2 separate regions of the Mus musculus genome follow, and region 1 is linked to region 2. A link is a loop called in an ENCODE intact Hi-C map of the cell type or tissue named here. Cell type or tissue: heart. All regions are shown on one strand.

Region 1 (8,000 bases), 570 kb after region 2:
TGACATTACAGAGATTCACATCAGACTTCTACTGAGCTTTGTCGCTCAAATCCAAGTCATCACCGGGCTTTCGTATTTTGCGGTTTCTCTCTCCTGAACCATCAGCGGGACCAGTTATTTAGTTGTATAGTTTGGAAGGTGTTTCTAATGGGACGTGAAAGATGGGCTGGCGAATGTGGGCTGCAGCAGAGGTGACACGGTGGAGAGAGCATTTGGGACCTTTCCGGCTTTACCCACCACCCTGATCCTTGGGAGTGGCGTTTGGTCCATCTCAGGCAAAGGGAGCTGCTAATGCATTTCACAGCCCCTCTACCAGCTCCCTTCAAACCAAGTCGCTTAAACTAGAAGTGTAGCTCAGTGGGTAGAGTGCTTGCCTCCACGGTTCAATCCTCAGCATCACATAAGCCAGACCTGATAGAACATGTCTGTAAGAACATGTCTGTAATCCCTGAGAGGCAGAGGCAAGAGGATCAGGAATTTAAGGTCAGTATGAAATCCTGCTGGGGGGGGGGGGGGGAGAGGAGAAAGAGAGAGAGAGAGAGAGAGAGAGAGAGAGAGAGAGAGCACCCGTGGGTTAAGAGAGTGACTGTGTGTGAAGAATTAAGCTCCCAGAGCCCACGCTGGGCCACTCGCACTGTCCTGTAACTCCCCAGTCAGAGCCCCAGTGTCCTCTTTTGACCTCCGCAGGCACCACATTCATGGGCACATACCTGCACACAGACTCGCGTGCATGCACATAATTAAAAAGAAACCTTTAAGAAAAAAACAAAAAACAAAAAACAAAACAAGCAGGTTGCCACCCCAAGGTTCTCCAGGTGCAGGCAGAAGGCACACTTGCAGAAGTGTCTAGAATCTGGAGAATGCTGCTGCCCATGGGAAGCAGCAAGAGATGCTAAGGCAGAACTTGACATTTCCGGCTGAGTAAGCTGAAGGTGTGTGTGTGAGGGTGAAAATTATTAATATGAGGTTACCTTAATAGCTTTGTTTCCTGTTGCTACTGTGTGATGCATGAACCTTATGGACAGTGGTGGCACACCCTTTAATCCCAGCACTTGGGAGGCAGAGAGACAATTGGATCTCCATGAGTTTGAAGCCAACCTGGTGGGCAGAGCAAGTTTCAGAACAGCCAGGGCTACCTAAAGAAACCTTGTCTCAAAAGCAAAAACAAAGATATCCAAGAGAGATACTCACTGAGATACCAGTTCAATGCAAAGGTCAGAATGGTTACTAACCTGTGCAGACGGGAGTGTGGAGATGTAAGCGCTCTCCTACGTTGCCGAGAGTAGTGCTAAGTTCTCTAAATAGGTCTACATGTTCATACACTGAACTACTCATTCCCCTTACACCTAGAAACATGTCCCATGATCCCTGTATCCACACAAGGGCCGGTGATGAGTGTTCATGGAAGCCAGGTATATTCATTACAGAGGAGGAGCAAGAACGCGCTGACTTGTCACAAACTGTGAGCCTGAAGTGAAGTGTGGTACTCTGACATCTTGGACACCAGGTAGCTGTCAGCCTCAACCTGGCAACTGGGTAAGAAGCAGATATGGACCCAGTTCTCTCCTGTGTGGTGAGGAGACCAAGGCAAGGGCCATAAGTGAAGCTGAGGGAACAGAGCTGAAGGTTAAGGGCCGGAGCCAGAACATGGGCTCTACACCCAGAGGGCTGAGGCAGCTGGCCTCAACTGGGAAAAAGATGTGCTGTGGGCGAGGGTGACCAAGTGTGGGCCACAGGGAGAGCTGGTGTGAGAGGTGTCAGCCATAGGGCAAGAGTGGGGTCAGGCCCATGTGCACTTTCTCCATCTCTTTTCATGATCAGGCACTGAGTGCAGAAATTGCTCAGGTCCAGCAGCCCAAGGTCAAGGCCAGGCGAAGGCAGTTTAACCCAGAGACCTGCAGGCTACTCAGTGAGGGCATAAGATCAGGCTCAGCATTGGCTTTGGTGGGTTCAGTTATTCATTCCTTTGGGAAACAGGATCTCACGATCTGCCTCTGAACTTGAGTTCTTTGTGCCCTCCGTACCGTGTGCCACCACACCCGACTGGCCTTTTCATCTTAAGCCTAGGGCTTTGCGCCAAGTGTTCCCATGGTCTATGCCATCAGGCTGTCCATGCCCGGTGTTCAGAGGACAGAGTTTCCCCTGCTCCTTTGAGAAGGAGCATGGAGCTGCCAGAAAGATGTGCAAGGCTGCATGTCCAGGTCTCCAGTCTGACCTCAGGCCCACATCCACCAATCACAGCATATACCGCTTTCCAGCCATCTAGGAATAGAGCCAATAATCCTAACAAGTCAGGACAGGCTAAAAATCCCCACCCCCACCCCCTCCACTCCTGCCTAGCATCAGTGGTGTGTGGCCAGCCAGTTGGTACCAGGCCAACTGTGAGTGTCTCTTCCCACCTCTCACAGTGACTCACCATAGTACCTCAAAACCAACTGTGGTGGGACTATTCACACCACAGATACCACAAATGCTACACAACAGACTCTGGTGCGTAGAAAGCAGTAGTAAGGGTTTTGATTAGAGCACCCACCAAGTGGGACGTCTCCCCCAGAAAACACTTGAGCTGTTAGAGCTTCCAAGATCGGCTCACTCTAGCCCTGGTTTTGCTCGTAAATAAAGATAACTAAAATTGATGAGTCCATGTGCAGTCCCTTCTCCACTCAGACAGGAACTTGCTACGTCACACAGGCTGTGCTGGAGCCTCTAGGCTCAACTGACCTACTTCAGCATCTTAGTAGCTGAGGGAAAACAGTGATGTCACTTTCTATCTATCTATATATGTTTAAATGTTTATTCACTGGAGAGGGGTACATGGAGGTCAAAGGACAACTTGTGGGAGTCATTTCCATCCCTCTACCAGGCAGATTCCTGAGATCTAAAGTCATCGGGACTTGGCGGCAGATAGTTTTAACTGCCGGGCCGTCTCACAAATCCACTTCCTAATTTTCTTAAGTGTCCAGCAGCCACTTGGTCCTCTCTGTTGTGACTGCCACACCATCGAGGTGGTTGATCTCTGTCGGTGAGGACAGGTCCCGAGAAATAAGGTTCCTCCCAGATCCACCCTTTGTTAGTGGTGTCAGCTGGGACACCTGCTTTGCTGAGCACCTTGATGGGGCCTTTGTTTTTAGAGGAACGTCTGCATCTGCTTTGGTTTTGTGCTTGTTTTTCCTCCTCTAGGAGACCTTCTGGGCCAGGCCTTGTCTTTAGATTGATAGAGCTAAGCACCCCTGGTTTATATGGGAGGTGACTGAGAACAGAGATGTTGGATGGAGCCCGAGACCCTGGTGCTCTGCGGATCCACTGGAGAGCTAGCTTTCTAAATCAAACCTTAGCTCAACTTCTGGTAGGAGAAACAACCGGATTCTTTGGAACAGAGATACGAACAGCTAGAAGTCGCTTGGGACAAGGTGGAGTGTGCACCAGAGCTTCCAAAATATTCGTTGGCTAAACCTTGGTCTGAATGAAAAGGGGGGGGGGGGAAGAACTTGGTTTTTAAAGACAGGGTTTCTGTATGCAGCTCTAGCTGTCCTGTTGCTCTATAGTCCAGGCTGGCCTGGAACTCAGAAATCCACCTGCCTCTGCCTCCCAAGTGCTGGGATTAAAGGCGTGTGCCAGCCACAACAATCCAGCCTTTTTGTTGTTGCTGGTTTTAAAGCAGTAAAAGAATCTGTTTATTTTTTTAAGACTCATGTTTTATTCATGCATGAATATGTATCTCTTCCTCCCTACCCTGTGTGTGTGTTTGTGTGTGTGTGTGTGTGTGTGTGTGTGTGTGCCTGCCTGCCTGTCTGTCCATCCGGCCATCCCAGTGTCCAGGAGTAAGGGTCAGATGCCCTGGCATTGGAGTTTAGGTGGTTGTGAGCTGCCTGAAGTGTGTGGTGATATCTGAGCGCACGTCCTCCGGAAAAGCAGAACGCTGTCTATCTGCTGAACCATCTCTCCAGCCCCCAAAGTATGATTTTTTTAAAAAGAACTTTTCCACAGAAAATTATCTATTGTATTAAGTCCAGAAGTAGCTTATTATAGATCCCTATGGACTTGCAAATTGAATTTATTTCGGAGGATTCGCCTATCCAGCAGCCTCAGGAAGGAACATGGCCTTCATCGACAGTGAGGTGGAACAAAGAGGTTGTGTTTGGGATTTAGTGCTGTCCAGTGCATTGATGCAAACGCTTAGAGCCACTCGCTTTATAAAGAAAATTAGGGACGCAAGTAAGAGTCAAAATAAAATGTTTTCTTTTTCTTTCATTGCTCTCTAAAGTGATTTCAGAAATTTAAGTAGTTTCCCCCCACCCCTACCCCAATCTGGGGAGGTATTTTGTCTTTATGCTACTAAGACTGGTTGGTGTATTTTCCTCTTTTTTAAACATTTATTATGTATCTAGCGTTCTGCCTGCATGTATGCCTGAAGGCCAGAAGAGGGCGCCAGATCTCATTACAGATGGTTTTTAAGAACTGAACTCAGGACCTCAGGAAAAGCAGTCAGTTCTCTTAACCTCTGAGCCATCTCTCTAGCCTGTATTTTCTTCTTTAAAATATTTATTCTGTGTTATGTGTATTAGGTATGTACGTGAGTCCTCAGACATCAGAGAGGGGGTAGGAACTGGATTTACAGATGGTTGTGTGCCACCTTGTGGGTGCCAGGACCTGAAGATGCGTCCTCTGCAGAAGACGGGTGCTTTTAACCACTGAGGCATCTCTCCAGCTCCCAGAGAGCTGGTGCATTTATAGACATAGAGTGATCTATGTGTGTTTCTGGGGGAGATAGGGGACCATGCTCCCCCACCCCATGTGGTGGGGGAGAGGTGACCTTACTGATTGATTCAGGCTCCAGGTGCTGGAATTACAGGTGTGAGTCACCATCCCTTACTAGATATAGGGTCTTAAACAGACTTCTAGGAATCAGCAGAGTTGGGCACACATACTCTGTGCTGTTCCTCTGAATCCTCGCAGTACTAAAGGAGTTATTCAGTAAAGTCCAGTCACTCAAGTTGAATAAATTGGACAATGGTGGTGCACACTTTTAATGCCAGCATTTGGGAAACATAGACACTGCCTCAAAAAAAGAGAAGAAAATGAAACAGGCTCCCTTCCATATGGACCATATGTCCAAAGGGTACTGTGATAGACTGGCCAACCCCATTATAGAAGTGGGCCTACCACATTTGTCAGAACAAAGTGGGTTAGGATTTCAGTACTTGGTGATTGCTGTCATGGGTTGAATGTGGAAAGTCCCCCTACAGACTATGTTTGAACACTTGGGCTCCAGCTGGTGATGCTGTTTGGAGAGAATGAGAAATGTTTAAGACGAGGTGTCTACCTAGTAGACTCATCGCTGCAGGGGGCATTGTAGGGTAAACGCACCTCTTGTTCCAGGCAGTACTCCGAGTCCTTCCTCTGGGAGATGTTAGGAGCTGTACCGCCTGCTGCTCAGAACTCTGACCTGCCTTCCCCACCCATGGTGAACTGAAACACCCCTGTAACTATAAGCCCAAATAAATCCCTTCCGTGTTACAGACATGGGCATCATAGTTAAACAGGCATGACCCCTGCGGAGGCCAGAGGACAAAGGATACAGACAATAACCGTTCCATCGTGAGAATGCTTTGAGTCTGGGCTCTGAGCAAAGCTAGTTTCTCACAAGCAGAAGATGCAAACATGCGGACCAGCAGAACAAAATAAGACCCTACAGCCCAGCAAGAAGTTAAAGTGAGCTGGTGTTGGGAGACAGCAAGGAAGGAAGCCTGAGGATTGGTGGGCCTGGCTTGTTGGTTTTTTTTATCCCTGAATCACTGAATACAACCAGTTAGGCTCTTAGGAAAGGGTGACTAACTGGTGTTTTTTCAGTGGTACAGGTGCAGTGCAGTGAGGAACACTTAGCTTATCCACAGAGGACAAGCATCCATTGTTCCACACCGTCTGCTTGTCCCCTGTGGAGGCAAGAGGTGACCATTGTGGAGTTGGTTCCCTTCTTCCACCTTTCCGTGGATTCTGGGGATCAAACCCAGCCCCTGAGGTTTGAAATTCCTCTATGTGCTGAGCCATCTCACCAGCCTCCACGTTAGTTGTTGCTAACGTGGGAAGAGGAGTGGCTGCGGAGACGGGTCACTGAGGACCACATTTACCATGCAGACACGAGGACCCGACTCCACACCCACATAAAAGCTAAGCCATGTGGCTCGTGCTTTAATCACGGGGGAAGACCAGCGATCTCTGGGGTTCGAGGTCAACACCCTTGCCCAATAAACCAGCTTCAGTCTCGGTGAGAACCCCCATCGCAAAAATCAAGGTGGACTGCTCCTTCAGGAGCAGTTGGCCAAGGTTGGCCACTGGCCTTGATGAACGCATGCTCACACACAAGAGACAGAGAGAGGGCAGGGCTGGGTGTGGTAGAGCATACCTGTTATAACAATACCAGCACTCAGGAGACTGAGCAAGGGGTGTGACTGGGAGTTGGAGACAAACCTGGGTTACAAAGAGAGACCGAGTCCTTTGAGAGGGCAATGTCTCACTGTATTTGAAGCCCTCCAGGGGTGGGGGCATGAGGGGTGTTTGTTACCTTGGTCTTGTCTCTTGGTGACAGCAGTTGTAGCATCTTTTGAGTAAGGCGTAGGAATCCTTGGACTTTATTCAAAGGAGTCCTAGCTTGAGGTCAGGCGAGTCACTGTTCACCAGTGGGGACCAGAGGGGGAGGGTTGCTTTCCTAGCCTGAAAAGGTGCAAAGGACTCTGTCCTTTGCCAGTGTCCATGGAAGAAGTGGAGGGCTTCCGGGAGCTGGACTTTGGGGGAAGGAGTGGTTTTCCGAGCCCCACACTTGAGTAAGCTCATTTGGGAGCCTTGTCCTGGTGCATTCTGTGACAAGAAGCCGTGATTTTTCTCTGGTGCTCAGGTCCTGCAGAAAGGGTTTCCTTGTCGAGCATTCAGAGTCTGTGGGCACGCCAGGGGGTCCCGTGCACACGGAGTGGGGTGAGACAATGTGGGCCTCTCTGGAGCAGGGGCCCTCACTGCTCTCCGGGAGTCTGAGGGTTAATCTCTATAGCTCATTGGCAGCTCTGCCTCTGCCCAGGGCATGCTGGGATTTCCTCCCAGCTGTTTTACATCAGGAAGATTTGTGTGTTGGGGAAATTCCAGGGCACAGCTGCAATTAATCTGCTGCTGGGTCTCCCGGAGCAGAGTGAGGATTGTGTAGGACAGGTCTCCGCCCCGCTGCAGGAAAGCGGGTTCTAACCCCTAGGGAGCATCCTTCGGAGGGACCCTTCCCCAGGCCCGAGGCGAGCGAGCGGAAGCAGCCCACCTGGCCGAGCACTTAGCCCTAGGGGGACTCTGGGAAGGGCTGAGAACCAAAGAGAGATTGCAGAACTTTAAGGAAAAGAGGTACCGTACTCCTCTAATAAAGCCAAAGTAGCGTCCAAAGCAACACTTGTGAGAAATGTCGCCCAAAAGAAAACATCTTTCATACGCCTTACATAGAAAAGGTGGCGCTCTGATCAGCATACCACAGTAAAGTACAAGAAATGGCACACCAGGGTAGCCCAGTAGAGCTCACCCAGGGAATGCAAAAACACTTGCTGAGAAGAAAATCAATCGCTACGCATGCATCTCATGAATGAGTCTAATAGGAGAGGCCACATGGCCATGTTTTTTTTGTTGTTGTTGTTTTTTTTTTTTTTTTTTTGGTGGACGCCAAGAGATTCAACGGCTGTTCCGATGAGAACAATTAGGACTAAAATCTCCCTTCCCTAACAAGACGAACTAGAATACTAGGGCTGGGGAAGTGGCTCGTAGGGAAGAGTGCTTTCTACACAATCCTGAAGATCTGAGTTCAAATCCCCAGCACCCACATTAGCAACAACCAGGAAACAAAGAAACCCCGGAGGCTGGAGAGATGGCTCAGCACATAGAGGAATTCTCTAACCTGAGGAGCTAACCCCAGAACCCACAGAAAGGTGGAAGAAGGGAACCAACTCCACAAAGGTCACCTCTTGCCTCCACAGGTG
Region 2 (8,000 bases):
ATCTGTGACTTTTACCTATCAGTACTAGCTTTGGGTGAGAAAGTATGAAGTTCTTCGCCCTAATAGCTGTCAGTTATCACCTCTCATGACCTCAAATGACCTCTTCTTTCCCATTAGTTCTCATACAACTCTGTTCCTCAAGCTTTCCCAAAATATCTTAATACTTTCACAACTCTGTGCCGATAAGTATAAAATAATAAGGGCATCAGTGCCTTTAGAGGCCACCAGTAAATAGCAAGGTGCCGAGGTAAATTTGTCACCAGCCCCACCCATCCCAGATCCACTGGCTGCTAAGTTGCCTGCCGCGTTGTTCTACCTCAAGTGGCTGGGATCCAACTGCCCCAATTCCAACTGCTGCTGCCTGGATCCGGTTAGATCCGGTTAGAGAGAGGAAGGGGACATCTGCCTTACCTCCCAGGGCAGAAATGGCAGGGCAAACGCCTTCTGCAAAGAGAGGCACCAAGGTCAAAATGGAGCAAAATTATGTTGTTTGCTGGTTAATGGCTAACTAGCTTGCCCCTTTATTGTCCACAAAACTTGGCGACCTCCTAGGTCTACGTGGCTGTTGACCTTTCCCACGGCAAGGAGGGAGGGGTTTTCTTTCACTGTAAACACAGTTGACAAATAAAACACTGAGCGGACTGGAGAGGCGTGTACTGAAAGGAAGCTGTTCTGTACGTAACCACCTTAGCGGGGATGAGAATATTCCAAAGAGACGCTTGCTTTTGATCTTCTTTGCCTACCAGAGTAGACAAGTGGCCCCCAGGAAATTGGCATTTCTCATGGAATCTAATGCTGGAAGAGGGAGAAGGCTGAAGGCAGCCAGAGAGGGAGCCTGTCTCCCAGAAAGAGTTTTCATTGGGTTCAGACTTAAGACTGCCGTGCAGGAGAGCCCGGAGCCCAGACAGTGCCGGTGGAATCGCACCTTGGCCAGGAAGGCTTAGCCATACACACCTCTGGCTTCCCACTGGAAGCCAAGCCTCTTGTTGAAACCCTGAGTATGGACTTGGGGAGTCCTGGACTTCTCTCTCTCTTCTCTCCAGTGCAGCCACATTGAGTAAATCTCACCTTTCTAGTGTTTTGCATTGCTTGTTTATTTAAGTGACCTATCCAAGATGGATGGTCAAGTCTAGCTTGCTAGGGCTTCCCAGGGTCTGTACCCTGACACTAACCAGCCCACAAGAAAACAAATCTATGGAGTGCTTGCTGGTCTCCATGGTTCTGAGGGAGCTTAATGATCAGAAGCCATTCAACAAACACCCAGCAGGGCCCTCTGCCCTCTGCTGTTGAAGACCAAACCAGCTGTGAACAGGTATGTAAACAAAGTGGCACACTGACCCAATAAAACTTTATTTATAAAACCAGGTAGCAATCTGAATTCAACCCAGAGTATACAGTTAGCTGACCTGTGCTGTGTGCTACATATATGGACAAGATATTGTATATATACAGATTCTATATTACACTGTTTGAACAGACTAGACACTATATAGCCTGTGTTTTATACGTTTGCCTGGACAGTATACCATTCTTTTGAACAAAATGAGGTAATGTATATCTGTGACCCATGTTTCATTAATTGTATTTAACACACTATTCATTCAAAACAGATAGCTTTACCTCGTTACCTTATCGGTTATATCAATCTATATTATATTTTATTTGAACACACCCTCTTTAAAAAGCTAAGAACAAGTTCCTTATAAAAAAATATCCTTGTGCCTTTGATCAAATGGTTTTAAAAGCCAATGAACATCTGTTGCCCTTGTAGGCCAGAAAAGGAGTCAGAGTCCCCTGGCATTGGAGTTGCAGGTGGTTTTGGACTGCTCTGTGGGCGCTGGGACTTGAACCCCTGTCCTCTAAGTGCTCCTCGCAGCTTAGACCTCTCTCCAGATCCATCCCCAGCTTTCAAAATCAACAAATATTGCAAAATTCTCTCAGAGGCACTGTACATCCTGTAGGCAAGAAATTTTGGCCAACTTTAGGTGATTTCAATTCCTAAAGTAAAGGGGCCGGTGAAAACGATGGCACTGGATGTCTCTGAAAGACCCTACACCAGTGGTCCTCAACATTTCTAATGCTGTGACCCTTTAATACAGCTCCTCATGTTGAGGTGACCCCCACCCCCAGCCATAAAATTATTTAAGTGCTACTTCCTAGCTGTAATTCTGCTACTATCATGAATCATAATTTAAATATCTCACATGTAACCCCCTTCCCCCCAAAGGAGTCATGACCCACAGGTTGAGAACCACTGCTTTAAATGAAATGGCCACCCAAAGACGGGGTAGCTACACATGTAGTTCAAATGACCCAAAGGAAGCCAGAGTGGGGTACTGTTGGCAGGCGCAGCAGCCCAAAGACAGGTGATGGAGTGAGATGTTAGGCTAACATATGGAGAGAAGGACTCGCCTGGGACTGGCTAACAGGGAAACTTGCTTAGTTTTAAGGAATGATCATAACATGCAAGGATGTCAGGAGGCATTGAAAGGAAATATGTCAAATAGCCCAAAGAGTTGTTTGTGAGCTTTAAAACCTGGGGCTAAAAAAAATAGCAGAACAGGCCGGGACATGCCCGGGCAGGCCCATCATTACCTGTCCTGACTGGCCTGGTACCTCCCTATCTCCCGCCCTTCTGACAGTCTGTTGATGTTTAAATGGACCAATCATGTGAAACCGCACCAATTCCTCCCCCAGCCCCACCCCTTTTCTATAAAAGTCCCTAGCTTCCAAGCCTCGGGGTCGAAACCACTGTCTCCTGTGTGAGATAAGTTTCGAACCAGAGCTCCGCCATTATGGCTCCACCATGTGGTCGACACCTCTGTCTCCTGCGAGAGATATGTGTCGGCCCGGAGCTCCGTCATTAAACTACCTCATGCTTTTACATCAAGATGGTCGTCTGTTCGTGGTTGTCTGTTCGTGATTCTTGGGTGCGTGCCGAACGACAATTGAGTGGGGGTTTCCCCACTAGGTTCTTTCAGCATGATGTGGCCAATCAGAAAAGAGTAAGCGACAGTAGCAGGGGCAGGAACAGGGACTTTGAGTTTACAGATATGTTATGACATAACAAACATAGAAGAGAATCATTTTTCTTTCTAGAGTTTCTTGTGGCTCCTTGTTACTTTCTATCAGTCAGAAGATTGGTCACCCTCAGTTCTGACAGTCATTTTTATTGTGGAATTACCAGAAAAAAGTTCTGCAAAAGTGTTGTACGTAGACCTAAGACACAGGGTGTTTAGGAGGGTAAAGGCTCAGAGAAGAAATGAGGGAAGAATGCTATTGTCCTCAAATGTGTTAAAGGAGATCGTGAGGATACTGCAGAAGAGAGCTGATGGCTCTGCCACAGACGGGATTTCTTACAGTAAAAGTCTTCTCACAGGGTCATAGAGTAACATACGTTCTGCAGGAGAAACCCAGTCAGGCATGGTGGTGCAGCCTTTAATCTCAGCATTTAGAAGGCAGAAGCAAGCGGATCTCTTGAGTTCAAAGCCAGCCTGGTTACAGAGTTCCAGGATAGCCAAGAAGCTACACAGACAAACACTGTGTTATAAGAAAAAGAGAGGAAGGAAGGAAAGAAGGAAGGAAGGCAGTTGAGGTTTTGTCTTTTGCTATGTGTTGTAATGCTAAATACTGGCCCTCAACGCCTGGTTGCCTCCAGGGATTAGTGAATCCACTAACTAACTTAACTTAAAACTATTGGTTGAATAAAGATGCTGACACCCTATAGCTGGGCAGAAGAGAGGTAGGTGGGGTTTTGGTTCCCTGGCTGGGAGTCTGAGGCAGGAGCCCTGGGAGCAGGGTGGGGATACGGAGAGAGGAGAAGATGCTATGGGGTGGGTGTGTCATGAAAACATGGCCCCAAGGAATGGCCAACTGGAGTTAAGAGCTGCCCAGTTGGAACACAGCAAGTTATAACTCGGGGTTACTGATGGGGAAATAGATTCTAATAGCTCAGAGGGTAGATACCTACCCAGCTCTAGTGCATATAAAGGTTGTGTATCTTTTATCTGAGAACTGAATGATCAAAGGCTGGGTAGAAACCCCTGATTGAGATTAAATATTTGCAACAACAAGAAAGAAAGAGAGAAAGGAAGGGAGGGAGAGAGGAAAGAAGGGAGGGGAGGAAACGCCTACTTGCTGGGCACCACTCCTAACTTGAGTACTCTAGAGACCCTTTGTCCAGGACAGCCCTTAAAACTTAACATGCAGGAATTGCTGCTTTCGAAATGTGGTGCTGGCTGACTCGGGAGTTGGAGGCAGGAAGTTAGAGCCTGTGTATCTAACAAGTTCCAGATGACACAATGCTACTAGCCCGCAAACCACACTGTGAAGATTAAGGACTTAAGCCAGAGGCTCTGGGACTTGATTGCACACTGGAATCCTCTGAAGAAAAGGGGATGTTTCCCTTCCAAAAACTTTTAATTCCCAGAATAGAACTACCCAAGACTGACCATGGTTTATCATATATATATATATATATATATATATATATATGTGTGTGTGTGTGTGTGTGTGTGTGTATATGTATATATGTATATATGTATATATGTATATATGTATATATGTATATATGTATATATGTATATATGTATATATGTATATATGTATATATGTATATATGTATATATGTATATATGTATATATGTATATATGTATATATGTATATATGTATATATGTATATATATATAAACAATGTCTCAACTACAAGAAAATATAGTAATAATTATTGACTTTCATAACTTCTGAGAAACTAATCTCTCAAGTTTTTTACAAGTCTAAGAAACTACTAGAGCCACAATTCCTAACTTATTTTGTAGTATATTCATTTGACCACAAGATGGCGCCAAAGGAACAAACTATGCATCAGGAAACCTTGCAAAGCCGACGCCCCCCCCCCCCCCCCCACACACACACACACACACACAAAGCTAAGAGATAGAGACCACCTTCCCAGGTCTGAGGAAAAATCGATCACAGAGTCCTTTAAGAAGTGATCACATTTATAGAAAACAATATGTATACACAACCGTAAACACAATTTCCAAAGGTCTACAGGACCTGAAATTTAAATTCTCCCTTACCATTATCCATCTATCCTTCTTCATATCTCCTGCTTCATAAAGAAAATAGAACCTGGCCCTACCTAAATCTTCCGATTTGCTCACTTCACCCTCCATCTTCCTCTCACTGTCATAGAACAGACTCGGTTTTTTTTAAGGGGTTTTAAATATTTATTTTGTGTATGTGGTGGCGGAGGTCAGATGACAACTTGCAGAAATCAGCTCTTCCCTTCCACTGTGTGGGTTTGGGGAGTCGAACTTCCGCTGTCAGCTGTGGCAGCAAGCCTGCTTAGCCACTGGACCATCTCTTGGGCCAGATACCATTTCTTTTCATTGAAGGTTAAATTACCCTGTCCCTGATCTGTTCCACCCTGATTTCTGCCAAAGTTTGTACCTTCTTGTGTCAGTTTTACACCCACTCACTTTTCTGATATTTAGAATAGCATAAAGTCTTTATTTTAAAATATAAAAAGCCAAAGGCTATCACACAGATGTATGTCATGAACATTTATGGCTTTCTACCATATACTTTCTGAGTTTATATGAAGTCAGCGCTTATAAAAATGAAGTCATATCTGTGCGTGTGTGTGTGTGTGTGTATGAGTGTGTATGAGTGTGTGTGTGAATGTGTGTGTGTGTGAATGTATGTGTGTGTATGTGAGTGTGTGAGTGTATGTATGTGTGTATGAGTGTGTGTGAATGTATGAGTATGTGTGTGAATGTGAGTGAATGTGTGTGTGTATGTGTATGTGAGTGTGTGTGAGTGTATGTATGAGTGTGTGTGTATGAGTGTGTGTGAATGCGTGAGTATGTGTGTGTGACTGTGTGTGACTGTGTTATGTGTGTGAGTGTGTGTGTGAGTTGTGTGTATGATTGTGTGTGTGAATGTGTATGTGTGTGAATGTATGTGTATGTGAGTGTATGTATGAGTGTGTGTGTTTGAGTGTGTGTGATTGTGTGTGTGAGTGTGTGTATGTGTGTGTGACTGTGTGTGACTGTTATGTGTGTGAGTGTGTGTGTGACTGTGTGTGTGAGTGTGAGTGTGAGTGTGAGTGCATGTGCATGCCACGGGTGGTGTTCCTTAGGCCCTGTTCACCTTGGAGGTCTCTAGTTGGCCTGAGGCTCACTGATTAAGCTGGGGTGGCTGACTAGAGAGCCCCAAGAATCTGCCTGCCTCTGCTTCCCCAACACGAGCGTTACCAGGGTCCCACGTGTGGATTCTAGGCAGCAAACTCAAGTCTTGTTCATGCTTGCAAGGTAAGCACATTACCAGCTGAGATACCACCGGAGCCTCCTAGCCTTTTTCTTTTTTAAAAAGTGCTTTTAGTAATGGTGTCTACTTGTAATTTCTGTTGCGGTAAGTAATGAAATCCTTGGGGAAAGACTACGTGTCTCTCTGACAACTGGGACGATAGACTGTTCCATTTCACAGGTCAAGTAACCCGAGAGAAAAAAACCCACAGGCAGAATGAGAGATTATGGCTACCAAAGAAGGGGAACGTGGGCTGCATCTCTGATGCTGTGGTGGCATATTCTATGTCATTTATTTATGTATTTGCTTATTTATCTGCCTGTGTAACTCTGGATGTCCAGGAACTCACCTTATAGACCAGGCTGTCTCCTGAGTGCTGGGGCTAAATGTCTGTGCCACCGTGCCTGGCTGGCATCTTTTAGTGTTAATAGCAAACAATAGCTGGGCAGGTGCAGTGATCAACAGTGGTCCACACAGTACAGAACACTGCTTCTCTCACAGGTTACTTCTACTCCCCGAGCCTCTTTACAATCTAGCTGTCTTTGGCTAGAATCTGTTTTCTAGTCACACTCTGTGGCTGGAAAAAAAAAAAAAAGGACCCAAAACAACCAAAAAAGCCCATGCAGACCAAAAGCCGCTTTAGGGAAAAACGCATTTATTTGGCTTACACTTCCTGGTCATAGTTCATCATTGAGGGAAGTCAGGGCAGGAACCCAAGCAGGAAATTGAAGCAGAAACCATGGAGGAGCACTGCCTGCTGGCTTGCTCAGGCTCATGTTTAGCTTACATAGCCTGGGACAACCTGCAAAGGGAATGGTGTCACCCACAGTGGCCTTGGCCCTTGTATACCAATTAACAATCAAAACATTCTTTCCACAGGCATGCCCACAGTCTAGTTTGATCTGGGTAGTTACTCAATTGAGACTGCCTTCTAAGATGACTGCGTCAGGTGGCTCTGCCAAGTTGACAGTTAAAACTAACTCGGACATTCTGGGTGTTTTTCAAAATCGCAATTAACTACTCAATAAGAAAGCCAGTTTGGGAGTAGGGAGAAATGAGGAAATGTTGATCAAGGGGTACTTAGGCTGTCCCTAGCTCTGAGAAATAAGGTCTGGTGTTGTGATGGTTTGTATATCCTTGGACCAGGGAGTGGCACCATCTGAAGGTGTGGCCTTGTTGGAATAGGTGTGACCTGGTTGGAATGGGTGTGTCACTGTGGGTGTGGGTATAAGATCCTCACCCTAGTTGCCTGGAAGTCAGTCTTCCACTAGCAGCCTTTGGATGAAGACATAGAACTCTCAGCTCCTCCTGTGCCATGCCTGCCTGGATACTGCCATGCTCCCACCTTGATGATAATGGACTGAACCTCTGAACCTGTTAGCCAGCCCCAATTAAATGTTGTTTTTTTATAAGACTTGCCTTGGTCATGGTGCCTGTTCACAGCAGTAAAACCCTAACTAAGACAGGTGTTTATTGCATATTTATTGTGTACAGTTTTAAAAGCTGAAAGGAAGCATGGAAAATGTTTACAGATCACAGCAGCTCCTGTCAGGACCCCAGCTGCCATACGCCATGCTCCCGGGTCATCAGCGCATAGATGTTTCTTCTTCTGCCTCTACCATGGTCAAGAAGACACAGCCAGATGTACTTGCCAGGTTTCTTAGGAGCCAACGAAATAGGATTTGAA

Evidence for each region. Hi-C counts contacts between places; a loop is a spot of excess contacts. Peaks named below come from ENCODE experiments on the same cell type or tissue, not always from the same donor. Only the 100,000 strongest peaks of a DNase experiment are listed, where the experiment ranks them.
Region 1: a loop joins it to region 2, with 2.7 times the contacts of the local background. A loop is called at or near these places in 7 of 42 quality-filtered maps.

The regions. Positions count from the first base shown.
Region 1 is chr6:72,654,633-72,662,632 of GRCm38, reverse strand. The region is part of intron 3 of Tcf7l1 (transcription factor 7 like 1 (T cell specific, HMG box)); the gene reads left to right. Gm31391 (a long non-coding RNA gene) reads right to left here and starts at 7,377. Exons shown (of 4, transcript XR_003956315.1): 1 at 6,563-7,377. In heart, a CTCF peak has its summit at 4,418 (motif pointing right); DNase peaks (open chromatin) are centred at 2,282, 2,833, 6,280, 7,102 and 1 weaker place; H3K4me3 peaks cover 835 bases; H3K27ac peaks cover 4,792 bases.
Region 2 is chr6:73,224,846-73,232,845 of GRCm38, reverse strand. Gm40377 (a long non-coding RNA gene) reads right to left here. Exons shown (of 3, transcript XR_869180.3): 3 at 7,012-7,115. Among named protein-coding and RNA genes, the nearest start is that of Gm40377, 6.0 kb to the right of the region's middle. In heart, a CTCF peak has its summit at 4,801 (motif pointing right); a DNase peak (open chromatin) is centred at 4,225.